2 separate regions of the Homo sapiens genome follow, and region 1 is linked to region 2. A link is a loop called in an ENCODE intact Hi-C map of the cell type or tissue named here. Cell type or tissue: PC-3. All regions are shown on one strand. Links, peaks and the distances in the headings refer to the core of each region. The heading gives the core; the rest is flanking DNA. Region 1 overlaps COBL (cordon-bleu WH2 repeat protein). Region 2 overlaps COBL (cordon-bleu WH2 repeat protein).

What was found. Peaks named below come from ENCODE experiments on the same cell type or tissue, not always from the same donor. Only the 100,000 strongest peaks of a DNase experiment are listed, where the experiment ranks them.
Region 1: it touches region 2 in a loop (6-fold over the local background); 6 of 110 quality-filtered maps call a loop at or near these places.

Annotation. Positions count from the first base shown.
Region 1 is chr7:51,157,473-51,165,674 of GRCh38, reverse strand. All of the region lies in intron 5 of COBL (cordon-bleu WH2 repeat protein), which reads left to right. Among named protein-coding and RNA genes, the nearest start is that of COBL, 160 kb to the left of the region's middle. RefSeq lists an enhancer at 4,349-4,643. In PC-3, for the core only: CTCF peaks have their summits at 2,756 (motif pointing left), 4,238 and 4,454 (motif pointing right); DNase peaks (open chromatin) are centred at 2,754 and 4,474.
Region 2 is chr7:51,221,196-51,229,397 of GRCh38, reverse strand. All of the region lies in intron 1 of COBL (cordon-bleu WH2 repeat protein), which reads left to right. Among named protein-coding and RNA genes, the nearest start is that of COBL, 92 kb to the left of the region's middle. RefSeq lists enhancers at 1-609, 2,146-3,345, 3,510-4,218, 4,219-4,927. In PC-3, for the core only: a CTCF peak has its summit at 3,906 (motif pointing left); DNase peaks (open chromatin) are centred at 2,837 and 3,887; H3K4me3 peaks cover 837 bases; H3K27ac peaks cover 1,711 bases.

The DNA.
Region 1 (8,202 bases), core at 1,685-6,684, 64 kb after region 2:
AGGAAAATAATGTGTATTCTGCAGCCATTAGATGAAATATTCTGTACATATCTATTAGATCCATTCGATCTACACTGTAGATTAAGTCTGATGTTTCTTTGTTGCTTTTTGTTTGGAAGATCTGTCCAGTGCTGAAATTGGGGTGTTGAAATCTCCAGATATTATTTTATTGGGTCCTATCTCTCTCTTTAGCTCTAATAATATTTGCTTTATATATCTGGATGCTTCAGTGTTTGGTGCCTGTATATTTAAAATTGTTATATGCTCTTGCTGAATTAACCCCTTTATCATTACATAATGACTTTCTTAATCTCTTCTTACAGTTTTGGTCTTGAAATCTATTTTGTCTAAGTATAGCTACTCCTGCTCTTTTTTTGGTTTCCATTGGCATGGAATATCTTTTTCCATCCCTTTATTTTCAGTTGAGGTGTATTTTTATAGGTGAAGTGTGTTTCTTGTAGGCAACAGATCAGTGGGTCTTGTTTTTTCATTCATACAGCCAGTCTGTTTTTTGAGAGTTTAGTATATTTACATTCAATGTTATTGATAAGTAAGGACTCAATCCTGTTATTTTGTTATCTGTTTTCTGGTCCTCTCTCCCTCCCTCCCTTCCTGTCTTCCTTTAGTGAAGGTGTTTTTCTCTGGTGGTATGATTCAATTTCTTCCTTTTTATTTTTGTGTAACCATTGTATGTTATTTCGTTGGAAGTTACCATGAGGCTTGCAAATACTATTTTAGAACATAACGCTGCATAAACAAATAAGCAAAAAGAAAATGAATAAAAATTATGCTTTAACTTCATCTCCCCACTTTTTTACTTTTCGTTGTTTCTATTTATATCTTATTGTACTGTCTATGTCTTTAAAAGTTGCTGTAGTTATCATTTTTGATTGATTCATTGTTTAGTCTTTCTACTTAGGATAAGAGTAGTTTATACACCATAGTTACAGTGTTATCATATTCTGTGTTTTTCTGTGTTCTTACTATTACCCGTGAGTTTTGTACCTTCAAGTAATTACTTATTGCTCATTAATGTCTGTTTTTTTCTGATTAAAGTATTCCCTTTAGCATTTCTTGTAGGTCAGATTTGAGAAATTCCCCAGCTTTTGTTTGAGGGAAGTCTTTATTTCTCCTTTATGTCCGAAGGATATTTTCGCCGAATATACTATTCTAGGGTAAAAGTATTTTTTCATTCAGAACTTTAAATATGTTATGTCACTCTCTCCTGGCCTGTAAGGTTTTCCCTTGAAAAGTCTGCTGCCAGACATATTGTAGCTTCATTGTATATTATTCCTTTTCTCTTCCTGCTTTTAGGATCCTTTCTTTATCCTTGACTTTTGGGAGTTTCATTAGTAACTGCCTTGCAGTAGTATTTGGGTTAAATCTACTTGGTATTCTATTACCTTCTTTGGATATCGGTAACTTTCTCTAGGTTTAAGATGTTCTCTGATATTATCCTTTTCAATACATTGATAAATTTGACCTCAGAGAAAATATTAATAAATTTGATTTTAGGGAAAACAAACAAAAAACCCTCTTGAATGACAAAAAAGAGAAAATGAAAATAAATAAAGGAAAGAGATAAAACTCTTACTCATAATGAGAAATGTAAATGAACTACAGTGAACACTGTTCATCACCTATGGGATTGGCAAAAGCCCAAAAGTTTGTTACTACACCTTTTTCATTAAACTGTGGGGCCCTTAAATGCATTGCTGAGCAAAATGCAAAGTGCTAGCTTTATGGTGGTGAATTTGGCAGTATCTAGCCAAATTACACATACATTTAGTTTTTGACACAGAAATCCTAGTTTTAGAAATCTACCCTGAAGACTCACTGGCAAAAATCTAAAATGATTCATGTGTAAGGCTGTTTATTGTGGCATTATTTGTAACAACAGGAGATGAAAGCAATGTTCATGCCCATCAGGAGGGGATTGGTAGATGAAGCTATGGTACATGAAGATGTGGTATAGCTACATGATTGAATACTATGAATCTGTGAAAGAAGGAAGAAGTTTGTTATATTATTGATATGAGGTGTTTTCTGGGATATATTTTTTCCACTTTTAAAAATCAAGGGTGACTTTTCCTATGAATCAAAGTAATAAGGCTTCAATGTGATAGATTAATATTAACTCATAAATAAGAATATACTGGGTTTCAAGCCCTAGGGCAGTACAGCACTTAAAATAATAATGGCTCCCAGTGATGACCATGCCTGCTGCTTCAGTCCTGTCTGTTCTAGGCACTGTGCTTAGTTGTGTGGGCTTATTTGATCTTCCTTATATAGACACAGAAAATATCCAAATGCCAGAGGTGAATTGGTTGATCAGATTTATTGATATCTACTTATGTTGGCTATGATGCTCTCTTCAATTAAGGATGTTAGTGACGTAATATTTCTGAAGAGCACTCTGCCGTTGTTTTTACATATTTTTTCCACGCCATTGATCCTAGTCTGCACATTTTGATGCCAGTGCTTGCTTAATCTTACCAGAAGAGGGGATCAAACGGAGGCATGAGTCACATCATCCTTTTGCTGCTTTGAATGTCCTCTATTTTAAGGGATTTTGCAGCTCTTCCTTCCCTTAGTTCACTGTCTGGGCTGTGAGAGGCACTCCTTTTGTGTATATCCGGTGATAAAATGTAACACTGATCCATCTCCTTGTGAATTCCTTCCTTCCTTAGCTTAGCGCTTAGCTTAGCACTTCTTGCTTTACAGGAAACATTGCAGTGAGTATTGGCTTTATTGGTGCTCCCCCTGCTGGCTGTTTCTATGTCTTTGTGCAAACAGGGTAACAGCTTCAGCTTCAAGTCATAGTGAATCTCTGATGAGCACAGAGGCTTAGCCTGGCGGAGGCCGAGGGCAAGCCTACATCATTGGGGTGTTAAAGCCGAGCTTTCAATTCTGGCCCAGCATGCAGAACCTATCTTCACTTTCCTCATCTGCTAAACTGCCCACTTTGTAGGTTCATTGTAGCGATTAGAAATTATATAGCTCATCTGACACTCATAGGAAATGTTCTGAAATGGTGAGTAAACCTGACCGGAGCCCTCCAGAAAGTTTGCAGATACTATTATGTATTATTTTTTCTTGAGAAAATGTAAGTGGTTTATTATGTCTGTAACTTGAAGACTCTATGAGAATAGATTTGCATTAAAAAAATCCTAATGTAGATGGTCAAAGAAATTTGATCTTCTCTGGAAAAGTTAGTGAATTTCTTAGAAACTGAAGTTTACTCTGTTCCAAGATATATCTTCACTGTCTTAATCAAAGGGCGCTTGAATCATAGCAAATATTCTCATCTTTCAACTAACTTTAAGTAGTTTTCCTGGAATTTTACATTTTCCAGAAAACACTCCTTTCTGTATCTGTGAAAGAAAGTGTGCCTCAGGCTGTAAACTGGGCTGCACTGGACACCTGCGGGGGACTCTGGCTTAGTGGGGACATGGTCAGTATTGATTTTCCTCAAACTCAGCCTGTGTAGCTGTGAAAGCATGGAACAGATTACACTGCAGTTAACGTCATCCCACACATCTGGACTCCAAGACACGGGGAGGTCACATAGTCAGTTGTGGATGCCGGTTAATGATAAGGTGTGAGTTAGCTCTCGGGTCTCTGTTTCCTAAGTCACACAAACAGCAGTGATAAACTGTGCTAACGGATGAGACAAGGTACCTGAGTTAATTTGCAATTCAGCACACAAAAATGGAAAAGAAATTATTATATCAGTCTGATAAAGTGCAAATGTTCTGATGTAGGAGTAAAGTGACGTGGGTTCTAATCCTGGTTCTGTTATTCACCAGGACAACAGACCAGTCATTAGCAGGCCTTTCTCTGAAGAATGAACTTTTGAAAGTAACTGGCCTTTTATGGGCCCTGCTTCTTGGTTTCTTGGTTTTTTAAAAAATCCAAATTCTATAAATTTGACCAATCTAAAGGTATTACTACATGCTTCATCAGATATCTCTGCATTTCTTGATACCATAAAGTTAAAGTTCTTCTGGTAAAAGAGTTAAAAATCACTGCCTTATAAAACAAGCAAACAACAAAATAAACCTGTCTGGAGACATTTTGTCCATTTGCCCTGTTCAGGCAGTGACAGAAATAGTGTCATTATAGTGTTTCACAGATGGACGGAGCTTACATTTGAAGTGATTTCCATAGCAAAAGCCCTAAAAAAGTTTCCAGAATTCGTGTTGAGTGGCGTTGTTTCTGATGGAAGCCTCTGCAGTATTGGAGGCAGGCATTTACAGGGAAGCCCACCAGTAAAATAAAATTTTCAGAAAAAGTTATTAAAAGCTACATTTTAAAGGAAACTCCATAATTTCAGCTGCCCTGAGTCCTATGCTTACAGAGAGCCTGCATTTCCACCCAGCTGATCCGGGTCTCCAGGGGGATTACAGAGAACTTGCAAATGCGGCCCAAAGCATGTGTGGAGCTGTGCTGCCACAGGGTGGCAGTGTTGTCACACACACAGCAAATCCCCTCGCGAGCTTTTCTGGGCCTGGAAAAGCTCAAATCTGTTCTGTTTTTGGAGTGTTCATCAGTTGAGAACAGGAAAATGTGTTCCGAGGGCTGAGCCACGTGTTTATGAGGTAGAACTAATTTTTGTTATACATCAGTTGTGTAGAGATATTTTTAAAATTTAGCTTGTACCTTTAGAAAATGCTTTATAAGGCAGAGGTTGCAGTGAGCCTCGATTGCGCCACTGCACTCCAGCCTGGGCGACAGAGTGAGACTCCATCTCAAAAAAAAAAAAGCTTTATATTCAAAACAAAATAAATTGCATATGGCAGGTTTTAAGAGTAGAGTAGGAGAATCATGTCCAGTGCCTACAAGTCTAACAGAGTTTCTTGTTCCTTGTTCTCCTGAGCCTTTCTCAGTATCTGCATAGTTCTTTTAAAGGTTGTATGATCTTCTGTGTAAAGGGAAAAGCGTGGCTTTTGTTTTTGTTTGCTTGAATTTGGATTCTGAATTATTCACATACAGTTTGTGACCTCTTAGAGCCTTGTCTTCCCGTGTGTACCGTGAGCTCATAATCACCAGCACCCAGCATTCTTATGAGGATTAAATGAGTGCCAAGCACAGGAAGGAGCTCACAGCTAGCACTCGATGAAGGTTGGCTCGGCCCTGTTGCTCATTGCTTCTTTTATTCTGGTATAAGTAATGTGAAAGTCACTTTATCCCAAAAGCCTTTTTTCATTTGGGAGGTTTTCTTTATGAAAGACACCTGCAAATGTATTCGTGAATCAAAGGATATGACAACTTTATGGCATTACTGCATTGTTTCCCTTGATGACTGTGTCATCAACAACAAATAACAATATGTTATTATGGCCACTCAACTCTCCATTTCTGATTCAGAGCCTTGTGTATATAAAACTCCTATCAACTATTGGAAAGTAAATAGACCTTAATGTGTAATCTAGAAAAATCATTCTAAGGTTCTTTCCATACCTATTTGACCATTAAAAATAGGCCAGACATGGTGGCTCATGCCTGTAATCCCAGCACTTTGGGAGGCCGAGGTGGGTGGATCACCTGAGGTCAGGAGTTTGAGACCAGCCTGACCAATATGGCAAAACCCCATCTGTACTAAAAATACAAAATTAGCTGGACGTGGTGGCAGGTGTCTGTAGTCCCAGCTACTCAGGAGGCTGAGGCAGGAGAATCACTTGAACTCGGGAGGCGGAGGTTGTAGTGAGCTGAGATCGTGCCATTGCACTCCAGCCTGGGCAACAATAGTGAAACTGTCTCAAAACAACAACAAAAAAATAGTTTTAAAAATATTCTTATCATATGATCTCTAATGCAAACCTGGAACCCATCAGAGGAGGGTTTTGGTTTTAAAGCTTTGATGAATTTTTTTCCCAGAGTGTTCGATTCTTACAATGGGAGTAGTATACACATAGATCCTGAAGAGTTGATAAACAGGGCCTAATGCCAGTACCAGTTCTCGGAGGGAAAAAAATAAATGTAGATTTTTCACCACTTGGCTGAAAATGTGATGTTTGTAAGGATACTGAGGTAGAAAACGTCCCTTTCAAATACTGGTTTTCCGTATGTTCCCCTAAAACATGACTATTATTTCCACTGTCTATGTTTCCTTTCTGGCCTTCCCCTGCTCTTTGTCAGACAAGTATAAAACAAGAATCTCACTTGCCTGCACATGGATTTAAGTTGCTTCAGAGACCAGAGAAGGTGAGAAGCAGAGCTCTCTGTCCCTCGGTATCCTTTCCTGTCTAGGAGATGACATCTCCGCCATCACAGTGCCTCGGGCCAGAACCCTGGGGTCCTCTTTGCCCCCTTTGCTCTCCCACTCCACCTGCAACCCTCATAGCGTCTGTCGCCTTCAAGATACATCTAGGATCTCACCACTTCACACAGCCTGGCCTTGTCACCTGGCCCAGGCCTCCTGGCGGCTCCACTTCCCAGCACCTGTGGTCTCCAAAGCCTCCTCCCCACCTCCCTGCTTTGCGCCCTGCGGTTTCACGCGGCATCCAGAGCGCAGCGCGCGCGGCCGCCAGGTGCGCGCGGCCGGGGGCTGCAGAGAGCCTGCAACGCCGCCCCCGCTGCCCTCCTCCAAGCTCCTGGCCAGCTCTTCGTGTGTCTTGATCCAGGTTCTTAAAAAAAGGAAGTGGACTATAGACAGGGTGTCCCACACACTGGCAGTCCCAGGGTCGGCCCTTGGGGCTGCTGTTTCTCAGCTCGCCTCCCTGCCCACACAGCCCCTGCACCCCCGCGCTGTGCCTTCCCTGTCCCCGGCGCTGTGCCTTCCCTGTCCCCCACGCCTTCCCTGTCTCCCACCCCGTGCCTCGCTTTCCCTGTCCCCCGCCCTATGGACACCCCTGGCTCAGGCCAGTGTGCTTGTCCCAGCATCGCGCTCATCTCCTGTTTTTATTTGATGTTACAGATTTCATTTCATTAGGAATGAGTGTTTCCTCCCCGACTTTTGCCTGCATTCTTTTCCAGCTCCTCCCTGGAAAAGGGCAGGGGCGGACACTTTCCCAGCCTCCCACCGTGCTCTGTTCCTAGTGGCACCTGCCCCAGGGTCTGGGCCCCTAGGGATGCGTCCTCTACCCTGGAGACTGGGATCTTCTTAAATCCCCACTGCTCCCTTGTTGTCTCCTCAGCTAGCACCACCTTTGCTTCCTCTTCCAGGGTTGTCACATTTTCTTGATTTCTGCATCTTAAATATGTCCCAGGCGGACCTATAGTCCTTCCCTTTTCTTCCTGTTGAGCGATGGTTACAGGCTGTGGACGCGTGTGAGTGAGGAGGCTCCTCCCCGACCCTGCCCTTCCGCCATCCGGTAGGTTTGGGTCCATTCTTCTCCATTCTTTCAACATAAACTGCACCTTGAGGGTCTCTTCTCCTTTTTGAAATTTTGCATGGTACCAATTCATAGTAGATTACAGAGTAAAATAAATAAAATAAACAAATAGAAAATACATAGAAATAGTAAAATAAAAAGAATAATAAATAAACAGTCCCATATCAATCATCCACCATTAACAAATGTTAATGTGTGTTTAGCTACATTTGCTGCATTGTCTTTTTGTTAACGACTAAGAAACACAGCAGACACAGATGACACTGCCTCTCTAACACAACAACTGGCTCTCTTCTTCCTTCCCCAGGGGCAGCAACCCTTTTAAAAGTTTTATATTTTAAGAAGTATAGTGAAAGGCTGTCTGTCCATTAACAACACAGAGCATATTTTGTATGTTTTAACAATGTGTGTGATGATTGTCTGTATTTTGTTTATTTCAATTGACAAATAAAAATTATATATCAGTGCATTGTGCAACAGCTAAATCAAGCTAATTACCATATCCATGACCTCACATACTTATATTTTTGTGGTAACATTTAAAGTCTACCGTTTTAGTAATTTTCAAGTATATAATACATTCTTAGTAGTTATAGTCACCATATAGTACAATAAATAGACTTCCTGAAGTGATTATTTATTTTCCAAAGTCTGAATTTTGACTTAGAGAATAAGAACAATGAATATTGAGGGGGAAAAAATAAGGAAAGAAAGAAGGAGAAAAGAAAAGGGAGAAGAGAGCAGAGTGCCTCCACTAAAATCCCTCCCCACATAGACACTCGCCTCTCCAACCACTTGCCCTGGGCACACTTTGAGTCTGTCCCATCAGCAGACCAGGGGGCACTGGAGACACACAGAGGAGCCA
Region 2 (8,202 bases), core at 1,165-6,164:
CTCATTCTCATTTTCCAGGCTTGGAGGGTTTGTGAACAAGTGAACCAAGACAATTCACTCACTGTCTTTCTGCAAAATGACTTGAGATTTCCGTTGCCGGGAGTACAGGCGCCGGCACCGCGGGCTTGCTCGGGGAAAAGCTGCATCGGGTGGCACATTTATGAATAAGTCACTAGCTGAATTGGATCGGATGCCTCTGCTAGTTCTCAGGGCACTGCTTCACTCTGCACTCCTCGTCCAGGGAAGCCCAAGGAGCGGTTTCTGTCCGTTAGCTCCTGGAACAGCGTTGGCTGTGCGGTAGAAAGCCCTTTGTGCTCCTTTTAGGGGGCAAAGCAAACCCACTCCAGGCAAGGGCAGGGGACAGCTTGGGATGTATGCAAACATTGCCTGGTGGTTTGGGAATCAGTAAGTTTTCTCTGATCTATTCCATTTCATTTGTTAAGAATGTTCAAACTTCAGTAAACTAGCACTGCTTTTTTTTTTGAAGGAGATATCCTTTTTCTATAATATTGAACAATGTAGTAACTCAGGGTTTTATCTGAAACTTGGAACAGGGGTTGCTCTGCTCAGCATGAGCATGGAGTATTTGCCGATAGTTAAGTGATCCTCACCGACAGGCTCTTTCTTCACTTGCTGGGAGTTGAGTAATAGCTGTGGGACTGGGCTCTCAAATGTTCCTCTTTGAATATTTACTTGATGTGTTGTGAGATATCAGTGTTCCCATATCTACAGGCCCTGGAGTTTAGTTTGGTGAGTGTTATGGATATGTTTTGTTATTATGTCTTAGAGAATCCTATCTAGAAAGCTAATCTTTTTATGTTGAGTTACTGAAAGCTTCCCCCACCCCCAGGTCAAAACTGTGAAATTCTATTGTGTAGGATTTCTTAGGCAGTTATGAATGCATTTGCTGCATAAATGAGCTTTTATTAGGCATTTTGAGGAGCCAGCTTCTACTCTACCCTCGCAGAGACAAGAGGCCTGCTTCTTTTTTTTTTAATCCAAAAGAGTAAGCGTGCTAATAATAATAGTAAAAAAATTTGTAATTACCACCAGTCATTGAGTGCTACCTGTGTCTCGGTGCCATACCAGAAACTTTACAGGGGTCATCTCATTTAATCCTCCCATTTACTCAGCTGATAAAAGCTGAAATCTCTCTCTGTTCAGCTCTTGGGGAAACTGAGGCCTACAGATTACAGGAGCTTATCTGGGGGAGATGCACAGCGTGGCCACGTCGTGGCTGGATTTGACCTGATGTTTTTCCAGCTCTAGAGCATGTAACCAGGATGTGGTGGATGGTGTACAGCTGTGGAGTGTCCTGGGGCAGACTTTCAACAGACAGTGCCTTTGTGTGCCCTGAAATGTGGCGTTTTGATGGGTAAAGTCGTTTCTCCCTGGCTTATTGCTCCAGTGTGATATTTATTGTTTTTATGCCACAATTCTGTGGGCTGCAGTGTGATTGTTTCATAGACACATATTTCAGCCCTTACTTATCTGGATCTTCTGTTGACTGTTTTTCTGGCTTTCCGTTTTGTTTGCAGGGGCCAAGACAGTGGGGAAAGCTTTGATGGGATTTTCCTCTGATAGCTCTTCTCCTCTATTAGAAGGAATTCTTGTCTTCACAGGAACATTGCCCTGAGCTTGGGAGGTGCTGAGCTCCAAGAAAAGGTATTACATGGATTCTTAATCTGGAGTCCCTGGTCATCAGGGTGGTTTGCAGAAATAATGTACAAGGAAGAGGCTTAGGAGTCTGAGACTCAGGGGCATGTGGCAGTTTAAAAAGAGCAGGGTCTCTGCACAAGTCTAAGGAAGTCATCAGAGCTGGGATCTTTTCTAGCTCCTGCTGGGCACACCCATAGCAGGTGCTCCTGGCTGGTGGCAAGCAGGCTGGAGTGCATCTTGCCTGGAAGAAGGTCCATGGCCTTCATCAGATACTCAAAGAAGTACCTGACCCTAAAGGTGTATTCAGGGATGCTTGAGACTAATCTGGGGTCTGTTCCAGCTCTGCCACCTACCTCATGTCATGCCGGGGCACGTCCTTCCATCTCCCTGTGACTCCAGTCTTCCTCTGTCTCCTGAGGCAGTTGAACACAGTCCCCATGCGTCCATCTGAGCCTCGTGGAACCTTGAGCACTGAAGGAAGTTCTTGGAGGCCCAACTCAGTTTGCAAATAAGGCTTGTCCAGACCCCACATCAGAGTAAAGGGGGCGTCTCTACAACTGTGTGCTGGAAACCTTCACTGAAGAGTATTCTCTAACCTCACCGCTCATCAGCCGGCACTGCAGGGCACCAGCGTTCTAGTATGTGTCAAGGAGTCCAAACATCCTAGCATCAGTCTGCCAGGAACCCCGGTGCTTGTTTTCAAGAAGTAATTAAGGCTGGAGGCGGTGCAAAGTGTGTAGGTGGTGTCCTAGGCTCAGAAAGACCTGGGCTAGAATTCCAGTCTTTTCCAGCTGTGTGATTGTGAGAAGGTTACTTAACTGGTTGGATACTCAGCCACCCTGTCTGTAAAATGGGGAGAATACACTTGCATATGAAGTTGCCAGGGGTATTGAACATACACAGTGTGGCATGGTGGCTGGATCATGGCATGTTTAGAAAATGAGGGCTTAAATCAGATTAGTGTTGGACTCAGGGATGTGGGAGCTGGTACAGGATGCGAGGATTCCTCATTCCCCTCTTTGGTAACCAGTTCTGCAGGCTGCGGTAGCACTCAGCTGTCTTCTGGGCATTTGTTTCTGGACATCTTTCTGACTTTTTATTATTGCTGAGAAAACTGGGCACTGACTTGGCAGCTGAATCCCAACTCACTCCCTCACTCACTCACTTACTCACTCACTTAGTCACTCACTTACTCACTCACTCACTCACTCACTCAACGCAGTGGTGACCGAATTCCTTCCCTGGGCCCAGCACTTCACTTACCAGTGATGAACAAGAAAGTCATGGTTCCTCTTCCCTTGGTAGAGGGAAGTCTACAACTGTGGCTGCAAATAAATAGCCAGACACAAACCAGACGCAGCTTATGTACCGCTTGTAAACAGGATGAAGCAAACATCCTATTGCTGAAGAATCTCATGGAGAGAGAATGGCAACTCCCTTCTGCCTGCAGCATAAACAGACTCTCTTAGCCAGGAGAGCCGGGTGTGCCTGGTTTCTCTCTGAAATTCCCTTTAAGCACATGCGGTTTGCCAGCAGCCAGCCAGAGTAGCCAACATGGTAAACAGGCACCCATGGTGTAGAGGTGCCATTCAGGTCAGCTGGCCTCAGCATCACTGTGGATTTCCCAGTCCACTTTTCTTGGACAGTAAGAAATTGTTATACCTTCAGGTCCACAGATGACATTTCCAACTGGAAAGATGGAAGATGTAAAGCATAGTGCTTTTGAACTCAGGGTCTGGGAAAGTACAGAGACGCATGAATTTTCCCTTTTCAGCATGCAGTCCCTGTCTACCTCAGCCTGACCAGCCTGGCTGGGCAGTGGCTGTCACCTATAGAGTTAGGTTTTAATTCAGCTACCTGGGCCTCACACCTGCGATTTGCATTCACTGCACCATGTCACCTAAGACCCTCTGACTTTCAGTGAGTGGATTTCAAGCCTTCTGCTGAATGTTGAAGAGCTCTCAGAATAAAAACCCAGCTGGGAGCTTCCAGCTGATGTGGGAATTAACAAGCGTCATCCTGAAACTTAGTAAATGTGTGATGGTTTTAAGCTAAAATCATTTAGAGCTATGGTTGATGACCTTGGAAATGGCAGAAATGTTTTCATATATATACTTTTTCATTTTATAAACAGTTCCTGCCAGGGCACACCCAGGTTTTTCAACCTGAATAGATCAAAGGAAGCTTGAGTTGTGTGTGCTGTGATTCATTCCCTGCTGAGTCCCAAGGACCTGCCCTGCCTCCTACTGGAGGGGGTGAGAGGAAGGAAAGCTGGATTACCCAGCCTGTGTGCACTGCCAGCCGGGAGCACCTGCGATGGGTGTGCCCAGCAGGAGCCGGGCAAGGTCCCAGGTCTGATGGCCTCTTTAGACTTGTGCAGAAGGCCTACTCTTTTTAAACTGCCACATGCATCTGAGTCTCAGACTCAACCACATGACATCTGCACAGATGTTTGAGAAAGGCATCCCCTGCTTGGTAAGCTAATGACTTTTCACAACCGAGTACAGATGTGGAGTCCCCACGTAAATAGCAGCCATTCTTTCCCAGGCTGAGCCACTCACAGGCAGAGGAAGCCAGGCGTTTTCTGTTTTGTGCTGTGACTGTGTTAGCTGCAGGATGGTGCCTGCGTTTAACAGAAGCCACACTGAAAGCACGAAACAGACAATGGGGAACAAGCCTGGTCTAAACCTGTGCAGGCCATCCACGTGCACAGGCCATCCACACACACAGTCCACCCACACACACAGTCCACCCACACTCACAGCCTGCCCACATGCACGGGCCGCCCCCGCATGCACGGGCCGCCCACACGCACAGGTCACCCACATGCAGGCGGATCACCTGAGGTCAGGAGTAGCCTGACCAACATGGTGTAACCCCATCTCTACTAAAAATACCAAATTAGCCGGGTATGGTGGCAAATTTGGTAGCCGGGTATGCCTGTAATCCCAGCTACTTGGGAGGCTGAGGCAGGAGAATCACTTGAACCTGGGAGGCAGAGGTTACAGTGAGCCAAGATTGCGCCATTGCCGTCCATCTCAAAAAAAGAAAAAATAATAATAAAATAAAAAACCCAGACACCGTGGTGTGCTGTCTGTCAGTTGTCCCTAGCCCGGGCATGCTGTTTTAGCGTCTTCTCCTGTGATGTGCAGTACAGCATTTTTTTTTTTCCTTTTTCTCTTTGGGGACTTCTCCTCCTGCCCCAGGCTTTGTCTCTTTTTCTCATATATGAAATTTCTGCTCATCTTTAAGACTGTTCAAGGCCACCTCGGCTAGGGTGTTAGGGTGGATACTCCACTAATGAGGTCCACACAGGTTTTTTCTCCCTCAGAAAGCTTGGCTCGTTTGGAACATTTATTCTGCAATCTCTTTTTCATTCCTATCTCAGGCTTTTATAAGTACGCAGTGTTTCTTGTAAGCAGGAACTATGTATAATTTTCAGCAGTGTCAATATCATCATCATCAATAAGCATTTTTAAGTACGGTCATACATAGCTTAATGATAGGGGCGCACTCTGAGAAATGTATCCTTAAGGGACTTCATCCTTGGGTGAACATCACAGAATGTACCCAACACATACCTACATGGTAGAGCCTACTACACACCTAGCTGTATGCTGTAGCCTATTGTTCCTGGGCTGCAAACCTGTGCGGCATGTTACTGTGCTGAACACTGTAGGCAAGTGTAACACAATAGTAAGCATTTGTATGTCTCAACATATCTAACCATAGGAAAGGTATTACAGTCTTAGGGGACTACCTTTATATATGTGGTCTGTCAGTGACTGAAGCATTATGTGGTAGATGTCTGCACCCACAAATATGAACTACATTATGCTACATATTGAGAATACAAATGTCCTTGCTGCCTTCTAGAATTGTTAAATAATAATTGAATTGGTATTCAGATTTAATTGGTCCATGATAGGACCTGGGCATATTTTAAGCTCCCCAAGTGCTTCCAGCCACAGTGCAGCCAACGTAGATATCACTGATCTCAGCTATGTGTGTGCCCAGGCCTGGAGCACCCAGAAATGGGTTCTCTGACGACATAGTTTTGAGCCATGTCTTTGAGAGCAGAACAAGTGAGGCAGAGAGTACAGTGAGGCCAAGGCAGTTGGGGGACTGGTTGGTTTCCTGGAAACTGGAGCTGTAGGCCAATTGCCAGAAGAGTGGAGGATATTGAAGAATGGTTCAGGTCTAGGGCTGGTGGAGATCTTCAGACTCTCTGGAAGTTTGGATGTGAGTTTATAGCCCTACAGGGCACAGATGTGTGACGTCACTGAGCCAACAGGTCCAGTGGTCAATAGGTCCAGATGGAAACACACAGCCGTTTTTTACTGTGAAGATGTCCAGGCATCATCAAACCTTTTTTCCCCAAAAGCAGCCCAAAATTCATTTTGTTAGTGTGACATATTACAATTTTTTAAATGTTGGCTAACTTTAATGTGTACACGTGCACACGCAGGCACACACACATGCATGTACACACTAATGCTCACAGCACTCTGCTGGGCAAACAAACCTCCCTGCCGCCCTTGCAGCCTGCTGGTTGCAGCTTAGGCCACAGCCAGTGGGCCCTGCCAGGCGTGTAAGCAGTGCGTGCCCCGAGCAAAGTCAGGCCTGAGAAGACAACAGCCCTCGCAGGCTGCTCCTAGTCACACTGTGGAGGGAAGGGTGGAGTACACACCGTATGTGATTCACGTGACTCCACCTTTGTGTGTGCTGTAGAGATGAGGGCTTGGACCAGGGTGTTGACACTGGACGTGGGGAGGGAGGGTGGATAAAATTCTATTACAAGGGTGCCTCTGGGTAGCTGGGGACAGATTATTTGTTGGGGATAAGTGTGGGGCAGTCAAAACCTCTCCCGACTCTCTCCAGCCTCTCACTCCCATTGTGGTGCCGGCTAAATGAATAAATGCTGCTTCCTATTTGAACTGGTGAGTTCTAAAGGAGTCCAAGCCAGCTAAATTGGAAAAGATACTCTTTTCCTAAAAATGAAAAACACTTTTTTTTTTTTCCCCTGAAAACACCTTTGGGAGGTAATGCTAATGTCTCCGAGCCTGGGCCTCTACCCCTAGACCAAAGGGTGGTTAATGAAAGAATCCATAAGCTGTTTCTCTCTGTCTTGATTTTTTCCATCTCTGAAATGGTATGGAATCTGTTCTTTCTAATAATGACTGAATAACATAGTGGTTAAAATTTCAGGCTTTGAAACCAAATTGTCTTCAGTTTGTCAGTTTTACCTCTCTGTGACATTGGGAAGGTGTGCTCACACTTTCAGCTATAAAATAGGAATATCAGTAATACCTCCTTAAAGTGGTATACTGAGGAATTGAATAAATATTTAGTCCTTACAATGGTGCCATATATGTTGACTATTTTATTTTTATTTCTATAAATTGAAAGAAGTATATAATGGATAAAGATATAACAAAAATTATAAATATTGTAAGTATAAGCCTTTTAATAAGAAAAAGAGAATTTATACCTACTTATAGCAGAGGATGAGATCTGAATGTTATTTTATTATTATTATTATTATTTTTGAGACGGAGTTTCACTCTTGTTGCCCAGGCTGGGGTGCAGTGGTGCGATCTCGGCTCACTGCAACCTCTGCTTCCCAGGTTCAAGTGATTCTCCTGCCTGAGGCTCCCAACTGGCTGGGATTACAGGCATCTGCCACCACGCCTGGCTAATTTTTTGTATTTTTAGTAGAGACAGAATTTCACCGTGTTGACCAGGCTGGACTTGAGCTCCTGAGTCAGGCAGTCTGGCTGCCTTGGCCTCCCATAAATGCTGGGATTACAGGCATGAGCCACCACACCTGGCCCCTGAATGTTATTTTAATGACGTGAATGTGCGTAACTTTACATTAACCAGTGACATGAATGTCAGTAAGTTTACAGCCTCATCTAATCACTTTTGCTGTCGTTTTAAATGACCTCTTTCATTTTATAAGTAATACATATACAAGTGATAACTATGGAACAATTAGGAAATGTGTAGAAATAAAAATAGCAAAACATATGTCATACTACCCATCACCCAAGGTCATTTTTGCCAATTCTTTATCTTTCTAAACTGCTATATGATCCATTGCTATAATTAATGTAGACCTCTCTTTAAAAATAGAATTTTCCTAAACAAATAATATTCTGAAACTTGTTATTTTAAAAAGCCTGTATTGAGCATTTTTGCACATAAAACAATATACTTTTAGGATATGTTTGCCTAGTTCTGGTATAACATAATTTATTGACATTGTCTTTCATTGATGCATGATTAGATTATTTGTTTGATGTGTTAATTTATTAATGTATGGTTGGGTTATTTGTTTGCCATTAGAATTTATGTCGTGATGACCATCTTTGAGCCTCCCACAATGCTGTCTTGTGGGATTGTTTAGAGTAAATTTCTAGGAAAGGAATTCCTGTGTCTCTGATCCCTCATGCCAAATGCCTTTGGAAGACCACTCTGAGCAGAGGTGAAGGTGTGCTGAGGCTCTCACTGCCTCTCTGTGGACCCTCTAACTAGGGTATG